Regions from separate parts of the Mus musculus genome. Here region 2 is linked to region 1. The links are chromatin loops, found by intact Hi-C in ENCODE. Cell type or tissue: heart. All regions are shown on one strand. Links, peaks and the distances in the headings refer to the core of each region. The heading gives the core; the rest is flanking DNA.

Region 1 (7,763 bases), core at 920-5,919:
TCTCAGTCATCTGGAATTGTAAGTGAGCTTACTGGATGCTTTTCTGAGAACAACCACAAACAGCGCCGATTGCCAAGGTGGGCCCCATCTCACTGGCAGGGCCTGCTCTCCTGTGTGCTTTGTCCAGTGGCTTTCAGGAAGATGATGTCCTCGTGGGGATTTATTGTGCATAACATTTGCTAGGGTGACATACAGGTTTTATTCAACAATATCATAAACATTTAAAACCCTCAATTCAGAAGGTGTTCCTATTTGCTGCCGGTCTTTACAGGAAATTTATAGAGATGTGCATCATTTTGAATTAGGCTAACACCCAGTCTTCAAGGGAGTTTACTAGGAAAGACCTTTGTGCTTTATTATTGATAATTTGAAGACAAATCACCACTTGGGATTAGTTTTACATGACCAGTTATCAGATGGTCACTTCGAAATGTATAGTTGTTCATTATTAACAAATTATGGTTTGATTTTTAAACTACAAAGTACTAATAGTTTAGATGAAAACTGAAGAAAATGCCAATGTAAAATTTGTGTGTAGCTAGCCTTAATGTTCCATGTTTATAGTTGTGGTTCCAGCCCCCACTCCCGTTCTCCGGGGGTAGGGTAGGGAGATAAGACATGTATTGAACAGTAATTTTTGTTTTAACAGTCAGTATAGCTGTTATTACTGTGAATTCTCAAGATGGTCCCTCCCCTCAAGGGACAATCCTCCTATGAGTTTATCAGACATGTCGCTTCTGTGTCGCACAAATGCTTTATTAAAGTATATTCCTAAATTCAGGTTGAGTTGATGAATTTTTAAGACAAACACAAAATACGCATTGGACATTTGTACCCTGTTGTGTTTGCAGACACAGGAGCCAGTGCCATTATGCAAGAACTTGGCACTTGGCACGGTGCTCCAAATTAGTTCCTTCCTCTCCTCTCTGGGGTGGAGAATATCAGGCTAGTTACTGTGATGCCTCATTTTACATTGTGATGCTCAAAGTTCTTGTTTAAAACAATCCTCTAGGATCGTAACTGTTCAGTCATTATCAAGGGGAGAGATGACATAGTACCACTGAAGTGTTACTAGAGACCTCATCTGTGAAGGGTCTTTAAATTCTTTGCTTAAATTGCCCTGTAGCGGGGCACTTAATTTGCCCTGTCAATCAGATGTTTTGTTTCAGCTTATTGCTGTTGTTGTCAAAGATTTAAAACAGCTGTCGTGAGTAAGGGCTTCTTCAGATACTCTCCAATAATAGCTTTGGCATTAATATAAAAATAAGACAGTATACATGTGTATGTATGTCTCCATTCCTGTCTATCTGTCTGAGTGCCTCATTTTGTAATCATGACAATCCTATAGAACCTTAGATGGAAATGAGTGACTAAGGCCTAGGGGTGTCTGTTTAGGAGTGAATTAGAACACTTAGTGATGTGGGAGGTCGGTTTTCTATTACAGTAAACACCTGTACCCAGATCAATTTTATGTGTATATATTCAAAAATGCTCCCTTTTTTATGTGGTCATTTGTTGCCTTCCGAGTTAAGAGAACAGAATTGAATAAAGTGAATGTTAGTTGTAGCCTTGTTTTCTTTTTGGCTGTGTGTTTTCTTTGATGTAAGATTGCTTTTTAATTTCTGAAAGTTTGAGGCTGGTGCTGTGGTACATGTGTGTGGCCCAGCTAGCTGGGAAACAGGCAGGAGGATTGTTGGAGCCTGAGTGACAGGAAGGCCCCACCCCAAAAGAATATAGGTGTTTATAGTTGAAAGAAAAACAGTTATCTGAAGCTTGACAGTGGGTGGAAAGTGTTGCTGCAGAGGACACGTCTGCCCCTGCCCATGCACTGAATGGACGGAGAGCATTACTACTGGAAGGCGTGAAGCCCCTCCACCTGGGCCACAGGGTGACACTGCCGTGAGCCATCGCTTTGGGATGGAGCCTGATACAAGACACATCAGAAACCGTTTTATGTCATTGCCTACATGCCTGAGAAGGAAAGGGTTGCGTGGCCTTTTCTCCTTTATGATTGTGAGATCTTTCGGTTTTAGGGGCCATTTCTAGTTTTTCTAAGTTCAAGTTTTTCAAAAGCTTTCAACATTTTCCTCATCTCCACCCAATTAAATACATTGCTGTTTAATGTAGGAGTGGTGGAAATATGCTCTTTGAACCCCAGACCTCCCTCTTTAATCTGTGAAGTTGAAAGTCCTCGCCAAAGGAAACCAATACTCAAAACTGGTTATCTCCTGAAACACAGTGATTAGGAGAGTTGATGTGTTAAGTGACTGAAGATGTCTGCCTCCAAGGACCACAAGTGCAGAACAGATAGTAACCAGAAGATGGAAGAGAGAGCGAGAAGTCAGCTGCCCAAGCCAGCACACAGGACTCCCTCCGGGGAGACCGCTGAGGCCTAGCTGCTTCCTCAGTGGGCTCGTTAGGTCTGCACACATACACACCTAGTCCTCCATCAGCCTCCTGCTGCTACTCTGCAAGCCTTTAAAACCATGGGTAGACTGTCAGCAAGGCACAGGCCCCTCTGCATCACTTTATGTTGTTTAGCCATTGCGTTGGGTTTTTTTATTTTGTTTTGTTTTCTTTAATCTCCTTTGCTTATACAACCGTGCCTAAGACTTTCTTTCGGCTCGTTCATTTATGCTTTAGGATGTACTTGGAGGAGGAAGGAGCTTCTTGCTCAGGAACCACACCCATTTTGCTTAGGTGGCCATTTCCTTGCCATAGTGTATCTGGTAAAGCAGACACTTCCGTATGTATTCAGTGGATTCCACACAACGGGGCATGGATGCTGAAATTAAAAAAAAAAAAAAAGTGAAGTATTTGGACTGGTAACAGAATGAAAAGCAAACATTCACACTACAGATACTGTACAAACGAACTAATAGTAACTTATGTAGGGAAAAAAAAGGTCAATGTAGGCTAGGCTCACTTTTTTTTTTTTTTTTTTTTTAGATACAACAGCAAAATATAATTCACTTAAGAAAACAAAAGCTGAATTGTCACAATTTATACCTGAGACTTTTAAGAATAAAAGGAACAGACACCTGCACACCCAGATTGTTTTACAATCTTTTCCGCTTCACCAGTCATGTGGTGGTGGTGGTGGTGGTGGTGGTGGTGGTGGTGGTGGTGGTGGTGGTGGTGGTGGTGGTGGTGGTGTGGGTGGGAACAGACTTGTTGCTTCTTGAAGCGCTAAATGTTGCCCAGGCTGGTCTCCAATTCCCAGCTCAAATGAACCCCAGCCTTGCGAGTCTCGCAGTCCCCACATCAGATTTTAACTCTGTTGGTTTTACCCGATTGTGTTGTTTTTCTTTGGAGACCATGATAGAGGTTTTAATAAAAGTTAACCTACCAAGCTACATAATAGGCATTATTATTTACTCCTTATGCCTATCCCCCCCCTTAGGATAAATATTGCTAAGTCGTTAGAAAATCCTGTAGTCCCCAGATAAACGCTCATTTCTGTCAACAGTGTCTGAGAGTCCTTGTTTTCCCATTCTATTAACTAAATGTTTTTTTGCCAAGCTGCTTTGGTTTGGAAATGTGTATTCATACAGTGGGTGTGTGGACCAAATGGAGTCACACGCCAAGCCGAGACCCTGGTCGAGACCTCTTGGGGTTCGGATTAGCGCAACCTCCGCGTTTTAGGAAAACAAGCTGTTTTATGGCGCTCTCCGCTCTGTGGTCACTCGTTGGTCACAGAGGCCAGCCGGACGTCCGCCCCTTGTTTGCTGAGGCTGTGCGCATGCGCAGCTCGGGTTGCCTGGAGACCGCACGCCACAATCGCGTGCTCTATCCGCTCTGGGCGGTTGGGCCTCAGTTTCCTGAGGGGGCGGAGCAGTCCCTCCCCGCCGCCCGCTGCGCTGACCCTGCCTCTCCTCCCCGCAGCACAACGTCCCAGGCCGCCGCGGTCTCCCCAGAACGATGCCGCTGCCCGACACCATGTTCTGCGCGCAGCAGATCCACATCCCCCCGGAGCTGCCGGACATCCTCAAGCAGTTCACCAAGGCTGCCATCCGTACGCAGCCGGCGGACGTGCTGCAGTGGTCGGCGGGGTAAGGCCGGCCAGGGAACCTCACCCCGTTACCGAGTACAGACGCCGACGTTGTGGGTGTAGACTAACAAAGCTTGCACACCAACCGCGGGGCAAAAAGTGGCTCCGCTGAGTTTAAAAAAAAAAAAAAATCAGTTACAGGGATGTTATAAATGAAACCGCCCAGAACAACTGAATTATGCCCCCACCCACCCCCAAATGAGGCAGAGGTATGTGAAAGCTGCCACCTGAGAAAATTGTCCAGCACAGCTCACAGCTAGCGAACCTTCACACTCTAGAAACAAGGACAGGAACCCTTTCAAGGGCCTGACCATTATAATCTTAACACTCATTCTTTCGGTTTTACAAGAGAACTGTGCCACTTTTTAAATCACGAGAATAACTATTTTTAGCCAAAATTTGCTAACTTTCTCTGAACTATATTAGCTAAGGTGGTTTCGTTACTTTTGGCTGTTTTAACAACTCGACTTTTAAAAAACGACAGCTCTGGAGGTAAAAGCAACAAAACATCTGGAGCAGGCAACAGGCGTTTGGGGTGGCTGCTTCCATATCAGACTCGGCTGTTGGAACTTCCTGGCCCTTCTACAATCCGTGGGTTCTCTTCTGCCTTCCTCTCCTGAGGAGTCCTGTGATACATTTAGGAGCCATACCGTTTCTTCAGGATAGTTTCCCCCATCTAAAGTCCTTAATTGTGCAAAGACGCTTGCCATGTAGAGTACCTCTCACGGGGCTTCAGGGGACAGGACCTGGATGTCTTACTTAGCTCCGTCAGGGTCACCTGTGAGCCCAGCGGTCCCTTTGTCAGTTCTCTCAATAACCCCTCAGCGATATTACATATGCTCGAGCCTTAGAGAGAAGGGCTAGGGTGTCTTTATGAAAGTTTATTTGCACTTCAAGTCTCCGCCCCTATTGGCACATTTATTAATACTACAGAGAGAGTTTTTTTGAAGCCTTACACAAGAAATCCCTGATTCATTAGACTGCCGATGAGGGAACAACTATGAATAGGTGTGAATCCACCAAGCCACAGCATTGTAACCGGGGCCTGGACTTTTAGGTCAACAGTTCTGCATCTGTTTCTCTCGTGGCTGTCCGCACCACTCCTTAGCTCATTAACGAAACCACAGAGAGGAGCACAAAAGTCTTAGTAGTTATAGGTGGAGTTGACCCTAAAGGGTGAAGAGAGAGGGGGTTGCCTTTAATCTATTCAGTCTTCACTATCCATGTCCATCTATCTATGTTTCAGATTTAGATGGTTTCTGATAACTCATAGACATACCTGGTGCCCTGGTGCTTAATTTCATGTTCATCTTCCTGGCTACAAGTTCTTTGACTGTGGCTTAAGACCTTGCCTGGCACAAGGCCTCGTGCTGGCCAAATCCGAAGGGAATTCACTCAAGTTGTTGCCCCAAGCCATTTCTGTGCCTCCTTAACCTCCAGCTCACACATTTTCAGATTCCTAGAATGGAACTTTTTGGGGGGGGTGGGGGTGGGGGGTAGACCCAGGCAGAACTGGGAAAGATGGAAAGTGGGAAGCCTTTGTGTGTCTGCACCACTTAGAGGTGAATGTGTCGAGGTGTTTAATGCCAATTACCTCAGAAAGCAGCTGTTGAAAAAGGAATGACCTTAGGGCATGGGGTGCTGGAGAGATGGGTCTCAGTTAGCAGTATTTGCTTGCTTTCCCAATAGACCTGAATTGAGCTTCTAGCACCCATGTCACACAGCTCACAACCAGCAGTGGCTCCTGTCCCAGGGCCATTCACCTGTACCTACCCACACTCCTGTGTGTGTGTGTTACACATGCACACACATTTAAAAATAAAAATATTTTAAAACAATGAAAAACTTAGCATCAGACTCTGCTTTCTCTGTCTACATTTAGAAAGCACTCGGAGGAAGGAAACATGAGAGCCAAAGGGGAGATGAACACAGTTCAGTGAGGCTCTCTCTCCTGGCTCCCATGCAGGCTTTCTGTCACTTGATGCTTCCAGGACCCTCAAATAGCAATCAGCATGTCTGCTTTGCAGGCAGAGAAACCAGAGTGCACAGTGAAGTTCAAGGGGGTTGCTCAGTCAAGGTCCCAGGACTTCGGTGTGGTCAGCTGGCTTTGGGAGCCCCCCCCCCGGCCCCCCCGCATCTGCTGCGGTGTTAGGCAGCCTTGGGTGTGGCCTGCGTGCTGATGCTCTTCAGTGATATCTCTCATTCCAGGTATTTTTCAGCCCTGTCCAGAGGAGACCCACTTCCTGTAAAGGACAGAATTGAAATGCCTGTGGCCACACAGAAGACTGACACAGGCCTGACCCAGGGACTCCTGAAAGTCCTGCACAAGCAGGTGGGTGAGCCTCTTAACTGCACACGCTCCTGTTCCCATGCTGTGACTCTTGAAACAGATACCTGCCCTCTGTCCCCAGGCCTGTCCTGCCACATTCACATCCGACTTTGTTTCTTGGAAAGAACCCCAAGAGCTAGCTTTTCATGCATAGATTTTACTTTTATTTTGTGAATGTACATTGAAGGTGTGTGTGTGTGTGTGTGTGTGTGTGTGTGTGTAAACCAGAGTTCAACAAACCACCACAAATTGTTTCATGTTTTTTTTTTTTTTGAGAAACAGATAACTTGTTATATAGTCCCAGATATCCTCAAACTCGAGGTGACCCTCCTAACTCAGCATCCTGAGTGGTAGCATTACAGGTGGGCATTGCTCTAGTTTCAAAGTTAGGCTTGTACTGGGAAATATTCTGGACGGTAGGGAGCGTGTGCTCCATGTCTGCATACCCCTCTCTCCCCTCCTCCCCCTTCCCCCTCCCTCCCCCTTCCCCTCCCCCTTCCCCTCCCCCTCCCCTCCCCTTCCCCTCCCCCTTCCCCTCCCCCTCCCCTCCCCCTTCTCATCCCCCTCCCTCCCCCTTCCCCTCCCCCTTCCCATCCCCCTCCCCTCCCCCCTCCCCTCCCGTTTCCCTTTAAGTAATCCCTTACTTTCATGTGTGTGTGTGTGTGTGCGCGCGCGCACGCACATACACATACACACACACACTGGATTTCCTGTACATGTGTGTGCACAAGTGTGTGGTGTGTGTGTTTTTTTGCCAGAAGTCAACTCATATTTTTTTCTGATTTATTCTCCACCTTATTTTTTTGTCTTTAACTAAACCTGCTGTAAGTGTTTCTGCTCAGGTGGGAGGGTATCCTGGGACTCGGAAGCCCAGGAACCACACAGCTCTGAGGGGAGAAGGTGTCCCAGTGGAAGGGCATCTGGAGACACAGGGGCTAAGGAACCACCCAGCACTGAGGTGGGACAGTGTCCCAAGAGAAGGGCATCCAGAAACACGGAGCCCAGGAACCACACAGCTCTGAGAGGAAGCCTCCTGCTGCAGCTCCCAGGGGAAGGGGATCCCCAGCTGAGCTGAGGAGGAGCTGATTTTCCTGCTCAGGGATTGGTGGCTTTTTTCCCACCCCCTTTTCCCTGCATCAGGCCCATGGGTCAGGGTGGAAAGTCCTTCCCTGCTGAAGCTAATTTTTGCTGAGGCGCCATCTCTGTGGGGCTGCTGCAGGGTGGGGCTGGAGAGGAGGTGCTGCCTCTGTGGACAGCTCCTGAGAGATAGCTCCTGCAGTGGTGTTTCACCAAGGCAGAAGGCTGAGGCAAGAAAAAAGGTGTCACTACCCTCAGGCACCCTCAGGCACAGCTCCTCAGGACCTGAGTAGGTGGCAGCAGGAA
Region 2 (7,763 bases), core at 1,022-6,021, 230 kb after region 1:
GTGCACCCTGAGGAAATGCTTCTGGACCTGTTTACTGAGTGTCTGTTCCAGGCACTGTGGCAGCTGCCCCCTCCCCGAAAGGTACAGATGTTAGTAAGCCTGGAAACCAGAAGAGTAGGAGACAGTAGGTGGAGGAGCCATGAGGGAAACGGGGGCCCTGTAGGGACAGGGGAGGAGGGTCGTTAAAGAGAAAACATGAGAGCGGACAGCAGAAGAGCGGTGAGAGGATTTTATTATTTCCAATGAAAGATTTAAGCACAAGACTGGTACACAGCTTAAGCACTTAATGAAAGTGTTCCCAAAGTTTTTAAGGTGGTCCCTTTGACTTATGAACTGTGTTCTTGGCAAACCTTTATTCTTCGTGACTAGTGGGTGGCCGTTTCTTCTTTTAAAAAATATTTACTCTCCAGCACTGCTATTCTCTGGTGCTGCCAGACAGATAAAAAGCACCCTATGGCCTCCCTGACACAAACAGGCAGTGCCCTCGGTCTTTTTTTCTTTTTAAGATTTATTTTATTTATATGAGTATACTGTAGCTGTCTTCAGACACACCAGAAGAGGGCATCAGATCTCATTACAGATGGTTGTGAGCCACCGATTAGCTGCTGGGAATTGAACTCGGGACCCTTGGAACAGCAGGTCAGTGCTCTTAACCACTGAGCCATCTCTCCAGTCCCTGCCCTCGGTCTTCTGTGGATAGGGAGAAACATGCACACTAGGGGCACTGCTGAGAACCACTGCCTTCCCACCCACCCCTCTGGGCTCACAGGTCTAGCTGGCCTTGGGATATGCAGCATGTGACACTGACAGCTACTCTCCCGCCAGACTTTTGGGTCAGGTAAATGACCTAAGGTCACCTAAATTTATCTGTTTGATTAACTAGAGGAACAAACAGAGGCAAAGAAGCAAGAGATACAGCCCCAAGGCTGGGCCCAGCCGCGGGTGGCTGACAACCCCAAGGCTGGCCCAGAGATCCACCGTCAGCTACAGCCTCTAAATTCAGGTGAGAAACGCAGAGTCCCAGAGGAGCCCAGCGGTGTTCCTCAAGACTCTAACAATGTGCGCTCGTGGCTCTCTCTGCAGGCACAAACAATGTATTTCATTTCCAACCCAAAAGCCTGTTTACAAACTAAAGAAAAATCAGAACTCTCATGTCAAATTTCCCCCATGTGTGTTTTTCTTCCTCCGATCCTAAGATGTCCATGTGAATAGTCTCTACATGTAATTTAATTAGTGCTATTTTGACACAATGCCTTTCCAACAGCACACACTAATGAACTCCTTATCTTGGGAGAATCAGTCATGTGATCCTACTGTGCAGGCCACACCAAGCAGCTCAGAGCCTCAGGCAGGTAGACACAAACTACTCCTTTAGGAATTAAAGGTCAAGGTGTTCCTTAAAGGAAATGTTTGCTGTTGTTGTTTTGTTTATGTTTTTTTAGTAGATTTTTTTCATACAATATAGTCTGATTATGTTTTTCCTCTCTCCAACTTTTCCCCCAATTCCTACCCACCATACCTCTCTCTCTCTCTCTCTCTCTCTCTCTCTCTCTCTCTCACACACACACACACACACACACACACACAGAGTCCACAAAACCACAAACCAAAATACACAAGCAATACACTAGTAAGATTTTAAAAAATGCTCAAAGAAAACCACATGAGACAGGAAGTCTACAAAAATACCACTGAGTTCGTTTTGCGTTGGCCATCTATTTACTGGGGCATAGGGCCTACCCTGAAGGTGGTTTAATATACTCAGTGAGACGCCACTGGCGAAGCAAGCCGGTACCCATTGCGGACAGACTTGGTTAGGGATAGGAGCCAGTATCTTAAAGGTAATCTTTCCACAAGTTAATTTGTATTGTAAGAAGTGAGAATTGAACCCAGAGCCTTCCATACTCTAGCATAGTATCTTACACTGAACACAAAGACTCCCGTAGCTATAACTCCTAACCCCAGTTAGGCGAGTTGAGAAGCACTGTCATAGTGAATCAGCTTTGAAATACAGCATACTTTAAAGGCAGTTTCCTCTCTCCTCCTGTTCTCCAGTGGGGCCAGCAGCTGGAGAGTCTAAGTTTTTACTACAGAAAGATGGTACAGATGTGTCCCTACCCCACACAGTCCTCCAAGGTCTGCAGGGAGATGCCCTGGTTTTATACCACAGGAGACTTGGCTTCTAGGACCCACGGTTTCCAGGCTGGCTCTCTGTGGTGCTTCCACAGGTATCTCTGCCACCAGAAAGGGCAGTAGAAATGCCAACTCCTCCAGCCATGGAGGAACAAACAGGAACTGAGTGGAGGCGGCTGCCCAAGGCACACAAAGGTTGCTCACCATTTCCTAAGAGAGGTGGCTCTTTACTGGACTGAACTGCCAGTAAAAAGAAGTTTTGGCTCAGAAGTTCCGGGTTTGCTTTAAAAAAATACCGTTTTAACCACTTTCAAGAGGGAGTTGGATGCGAAAATTAAATGAATAAAGGAAGTCATGCCGGGTGATTAATGATCATAATTATTTCCGCTTCTTTGGTCTGTCAGTGTGAAATGCTGTCAGCCCACGATTAATCATCATGATACAACACTACCTTTTAATTGTTGGGGGTCTCCCACGCAAACATCTGTGCAATCTCATAAAAACTGCCTACTTTTGAGTTTTGACTTGTACAACTAGGGTGTCCCCGCCGGGGAGGGCTGGATCCCGCGACCCGCTCACCTGCACCCCGGGCCCGCTCACCTGCGCGCCTGCGCAGCACACAAGCAAGGGGCACCGGGGCACTGGGACCCCGATCCTGCCCTGTCCCCTCCCGGCGCCCCAAGACATAGTGCAAACCAGTCAGTACCGGCGGGCGGGTGTCCAGCTTTGGTCTCCAGCTTTCCTTCTGGAGGCGAAGACATGGCGCCGCTGGTTTTCGGAGGGGCGACGGCAGCCGCGGGGTGGGCGTCAGTGCGCGCGCGAGGACTCGGGGGAAGGCGTGAGGCGCGCGCTGCTCGGGAACGCGCACTGCCGCCCCGGGCAGGGGGGCGTGGCTCCAAACGGCTGCGTGGCACGGTCCCGCCCACCCGAACTCTGTGAGCCGCCTCGCCTCGCCCCGCCCGTCCTTGTGGAGCATGCGCAGCGGCCAGCGCCACGTACGACTCCAAGGCTATTGTATGGGAAGGATGACAGGGCGCGTGTGTACGTGAAGGGCGGGGCGGCCCTGCGACCAGCGAGGGGCTGGACCCGTGGTGCGTGTTCACTAGCCAAGCTGTCACTGAGGGAAGCGTAGCCTGCTGGTGGTTCGAGACCCCAGCGCGGGGTTTCGTTCAGAGATGGCAGCTCCTGGCTCCTTGGCTCACTTTGCAGCAAAACTTATCCGTTACTCTCTAGAACTCGCAGCTCTGCAAGATCAGCAGTCTTCTATCTTTAGAAAAGGGCCTGCCACCATCCCTTCCAGGCTGCACACGGATCTTAGACGACCCAGCTATTAAAAGAGGCAGGGTGCCACACCTCTCTACTCCTTCCTTACTCTCAGAACCTCTTGACTGATCTCTCAGAACCTCTCCCTGACCCCAGGCTGCCAAATCCGAAGGTCACTTGTCCAGTGCCTTTGATCTCGTAGGAGCACTGCAGACAGCTCTGGATGTTCTTTAGCTTTAGGGACGCCATGTCTCTGCCTTGTCCAGACCACCGTGGCTGCCATTCGGCTTGGCAAGCTTCTCTGTAGACTTGTAAATATTTGTATCTCCCGTGCATCATCCTTGGCCCTCTTCCCTACACGTTCCTGGGGTGCTTTCCACTGTAATGATGTTGGCGTCTGAGTAATTCATAAATTACTCAGAATTATTTAGCTCGCGGTTCTCAAGAGGCAAGTGGTTTGCAGGCTTGCATAGAAACAATTTCTTAGTCGAGGAGGTTTGAAGCCCTTGTGGCCATCAAATGCAACCTGTAGCACATACAACCCACAAGGCTTTTTTCGTGACAGGGCCTGGCAAACTAGCAGCTCATTGCTTATGGCTCCTTGACCCATATTGGTTGTTCTGATCCTTCTTTAGTGGGACAGGCCAGTTCTTCTGGTCTTGGCATCTGCTATTCCCATCACTGAGCACTGATTCCTCCAGATATCTACATGACTGACTCCTTCCTATAGTACAACCAGCTTGTGAAGTCAGCTGACCTGTGGGATCTGAGAATGTAGCCAAGGTGCCCGGCTCATGTTTCTGTTCATGTTTTTTACTGCCTCCATGCGATCAACCTCATCTGGCCGTCCTTATTTCTCTCTGCTCATTTACTGGAATTCTCCATGGACTGGACTGTCAGCTCCATGGAAGGAGAAGCCTGGTATATGGTTTTCACTTATATTCCAGGCCCTTAGCCATGGCAATCGCAAAAGACCCATATAATCCTGGAACAGAGAGGCAATGGGTCTCCTACAATGTTGTCTTAACAGAGAGCAACAAATGGGGCCTACACAGAAAATGGAGTGGATGCTTAGGATATAATAGTATATTCATTCACTTTCACTTGTGGAGGAGGCATGTGGGTGGGTGTGGGCATGTCCAGCCCAGTCTGTCACAGGTACAGTCTACATGTTGAGTACCACTCTGGGAGCATTCTATGCACTGGTGTCTACCGAACAGATTCTAGTAATGTTGACTGGTGTTAATTGAATCTTAAATGGTTCTAGGGATGAGAGAGGATAATTCATTTTTAACAAGAACATACACAGAGAAAGAGATAGAGAGAGGGGAAGGGGGAGCGGGAGGGGGAGGAGGTGAAAGAGTCATTTCAGTCTGGTGAATGTGAGCTGGGCCCAGATACCAGGTTTCTCAGCCCAGCAGCATTTCCTCCTAGTGCTGGCTGACTTCTGGGTAAGGGTTTTGGAGGACATTTCCTACTTTTCTCTAAGTAGGCTGTTTTCTAAACAGAATCTGGAAAGAGTGAAGAAGTCACAGAAGGTGCGAATTCTCCCTGCCATTGTCTGTTTTGAACCTTAGTGACGTCATTGAGCCCTGTGGTTTCCCTATCTGCAAGAAAGACATCGGAGGGCAGAGGGCTGTGCCACCCCCCCCCCCCCGGGGATGTTAGCTTCTCAGCACTCCCACAAACACCTGCAGTAACTTGCCTGAAAAGGAGAGATTCGGAGGCAGCGTACTTCAGTTTTCCACAGCTTCCCTTGCAGGAGCCACACCCTGGTTCTATCCCCACTGCAGAATTAAATAAATACATTAAAAAATAACAACAAAATCTTATGACCATAGCTTTGGAGATTCCAGTGCCTTCCTTACTGGCCCCATTGCTTTTGAGCCTGCAGCAACACAGTGGCTCCAATCTGTTCACCTCATGGCTGGGGGAGCAAATGAAAGAGGAAAAACTCAGAGTTCCACACGTCCTTCAAACAGATTCCTTCAATGACCCAAAAGTCTCCCGTTAGACCCCATCTTTTAAAGGTTCTCCCATCAACAAATATTGCCAGACTGGGTGTCAAGCCTTTGCCACGTGCACCCCTGAGAAACATTCCAGATCTGAACCATGATGGCTGCTGGTGTTGTGAGGTTTCCGGTTCAGTGGTGATGCGGTTCTGTATCATCCCAGTGACTCCTACAGCATCCTCAGATGTGGCTTCTCTGATGGAGACTGTAGGCACTGGGTCTGGATGGGGAGGCCTGAGAGAACCTTCTCTTTCCGTTGTCCAGATTGCATAGTTGAAAGTACTTGTAAACCATAGTACACTAAAGAATATATTTTTATTCCTGCACTGTTTTTTTTTTTTAAATCATCATGCATTGCCCCGCGTATGGCATATAAAAATGACTCTGTGTGTCAGCCAGATGAACACTGCTTCCTTTTTCCAGATGAGCCTCTACTTTCTGTCTTTCTGGGCTGCTGCCTTCTGGATGAGAGTTTTTATATTCTTACTCACCACACAAAATTCTTTCACATTGTTGTCTTGGCTCATAAAAGGAGGGTGGCTGTCATTCTTGACTTAGCTTCATAGCATCAAAGATATTTCTTTATTATACTATAGAAGATATAAATAAAATTAAGTATAATTGATTTGTTATCCACACAGGTTCCAAAAGTCAAAGAAGAAATGAAATTGTGCCATATATTTTACACACACACACACACACACATACACACACACACACACACACACACACACACACACACACACACACAGAGAGAGAGAGAGAGAGAGAGAGAGAGAGAGAGAGAGAGAGAGGCACAGAAGCAAGCAGACCTTGGGGGTTTCACTTGAGTTTCAACTTGCCCTTAGTCATAGGGCGAGAAGCTATCTGAGGGGTTTTCAGAAGCTATTCAATAGCTAATAAAGTACGTGGAGTCAATTCCAGTCTCATACAAACATAGTTTAGTAAAAGACATTTGAAGAAAGAAATGACCAACCTTGGCAAATATTCCTCTTATCTTTATCTGGAAGTTAGAAAATAGAAAAACCATAAAGAAGATGAGCGTCGTGGCACTATGAATACTGATTCCCTGCCGAACTTCCAAGGCTGTTGTCGATTATTTATGAGAGAATGTGTTTAGTGGAGAAATGAGGGCAAGGGTGTGGACAAATGACATTCCCAGTTTGCCCTCTGAGCCAGGATTTGACCTTGTGGAAGCTCCTCATGTAGTGTGTGATTATGATTCTGTATTGGTGGCAATAATACTTATCTTAGGGTTTCAAATAGTTATTCAATATTACAGCTTAGCATTTATCTTGCAGTATAAAATTTCTTACAAGGGTATATGAATTGCTATAAGTATAAAAATAAACATGACAAAGACGCTGAGGATAAAGAGGCTCTCAGCAAGACAAAATAATCTCAGGAGAGCCCAGAATCTAAAATTGAATAATAAAATATTTTTGTTACTTTGTTTTTAAAGAATCTATCCAGGAGACAGTGCTACTGAGACATGACTTTGCCCTTAAAAATACATAAAAGCCTTTCAGGAAGTTCTTTGGCTGTGAGCCCGTCGTTCTCAGAAACCCTACATGCGAGATGAACAGCATGAGGCCATAGAGATCACCATGACCTCTTTGAACCTATAGGGCTCTGCTTGGATTTTTCCTATGGGGACAGACTAGAGAGAAGTCAGTGGAAGAGATCTGTAGGCACACTAAGACCCTTCCCAACCACACGTCATTTTATGAACTCCAGAAAATGCATCCTCTGTGAGGCTCAGTGTTCCAGTCTTAACACGGAGAGAGTCACATGCCTTCTAGAGTGTCTCTGTGGGTTGACACTATGACACACTGGGGACGCTGTGTAAACCACGAGGATTGAATACAAGTCTTCCCAAAGCGTATTGCTTGTTTAGAGATCTCAGAGAAAAGAATGAAGTAAAATGTGTTTACAACACAGGGCGGAGTGTGCTGGATGCTTTAGAGCAGCAACAGGTTCCCGCTGGTTTGTCGTGGTTCCAGGGAAGGTGAGGAGAAAGATGTTCAGAGGCGAGAGCAAGGACTTGAACCTTTCCACTTGATTGGAGATGGAGTGTCCATCCACAGGAAGCAGAGAGGAGAGGCACAGAAGGTAGAAGACAGAGGGCCATGTCCTCACCACACTTGATGTGAAGGCAGAGTGAGTATGCACAGGAAGAGCAGAAGGTCCTGTGCTATGTTTGGCTGCAGGGAAGACAGCTACATCCTCTTTCTATCCATGTTCAGTCCCTTGTCATATCCCATCATGTGGCTATCAGAAAGCTTCTCTATGCCCTCAAGACAGAGTGGGAAACATAAGGTTTTAGTATATCATAAACGTGATCACCTCCCAGTT

Evidence for each region. Peaks named below come from ENCODE experiments on the same cell type or tissue, not always from the same donor. Only the 100,000 strongest peaks of a DNase experiment are listed, where the experiment ranks them.
Region 2: a loop joins it to region 1, with 2.5 times the contacts of the local background. A loop is called at or near these places in 3 of 42 quality-filtered maps.

Annotation. Positions count from the first base shown.
Region 1 is chr15:31,449,702-31,457,464 of GRCm38, reverse strand. It overlaps Ropn1l (ropporin 1-like), which reads left to right and starts at 3,776. Exons shown (of 5, transcript NM_145852.2): 1 at 3,776-4,052; 2 at 6,260-6,383. The coding sequence starts at 3,922. It overlaps Marchf6 (membrane associated ring-CH-type finger 6), which reads left to right. Exons shown (of 26, transcript NM_172606.2): 26 at 1-1,566. Gm49208 (a long non-coding RNA gene) reads right to left here and starts at 3,794. Exons shown (of 2, transcript XR_003951491.1): 1 at 3,553-3,794; 2 at 1,106-2,785. In heart, for the core only: no CTCF peak of the experiment used is centred there; a DNase peak (open chromatin) is centred at 3,784; H3K4me3 peaks cover 1,683 bases; H3K27ac peaks cover 1,699 bases.
Region 2 is chr15:31,219,660-31,227,422 of GRCm38, reverse strand. It overlaps Dap (death-associated protein), which reads right to left and starts at 3,038. Exons shown (of 4, transcript NM_146057.3): 1 at 2,840-3,038. The coding sequence starts at 2,894. In heart, for the core only: no CTCF peak of the experiment used is centred there; a DNase peak (open chromatin) is centred at 3,082; H3K4me3 peaks cover 1,872 bases; H3K27ac peaks cover 1,969 bases.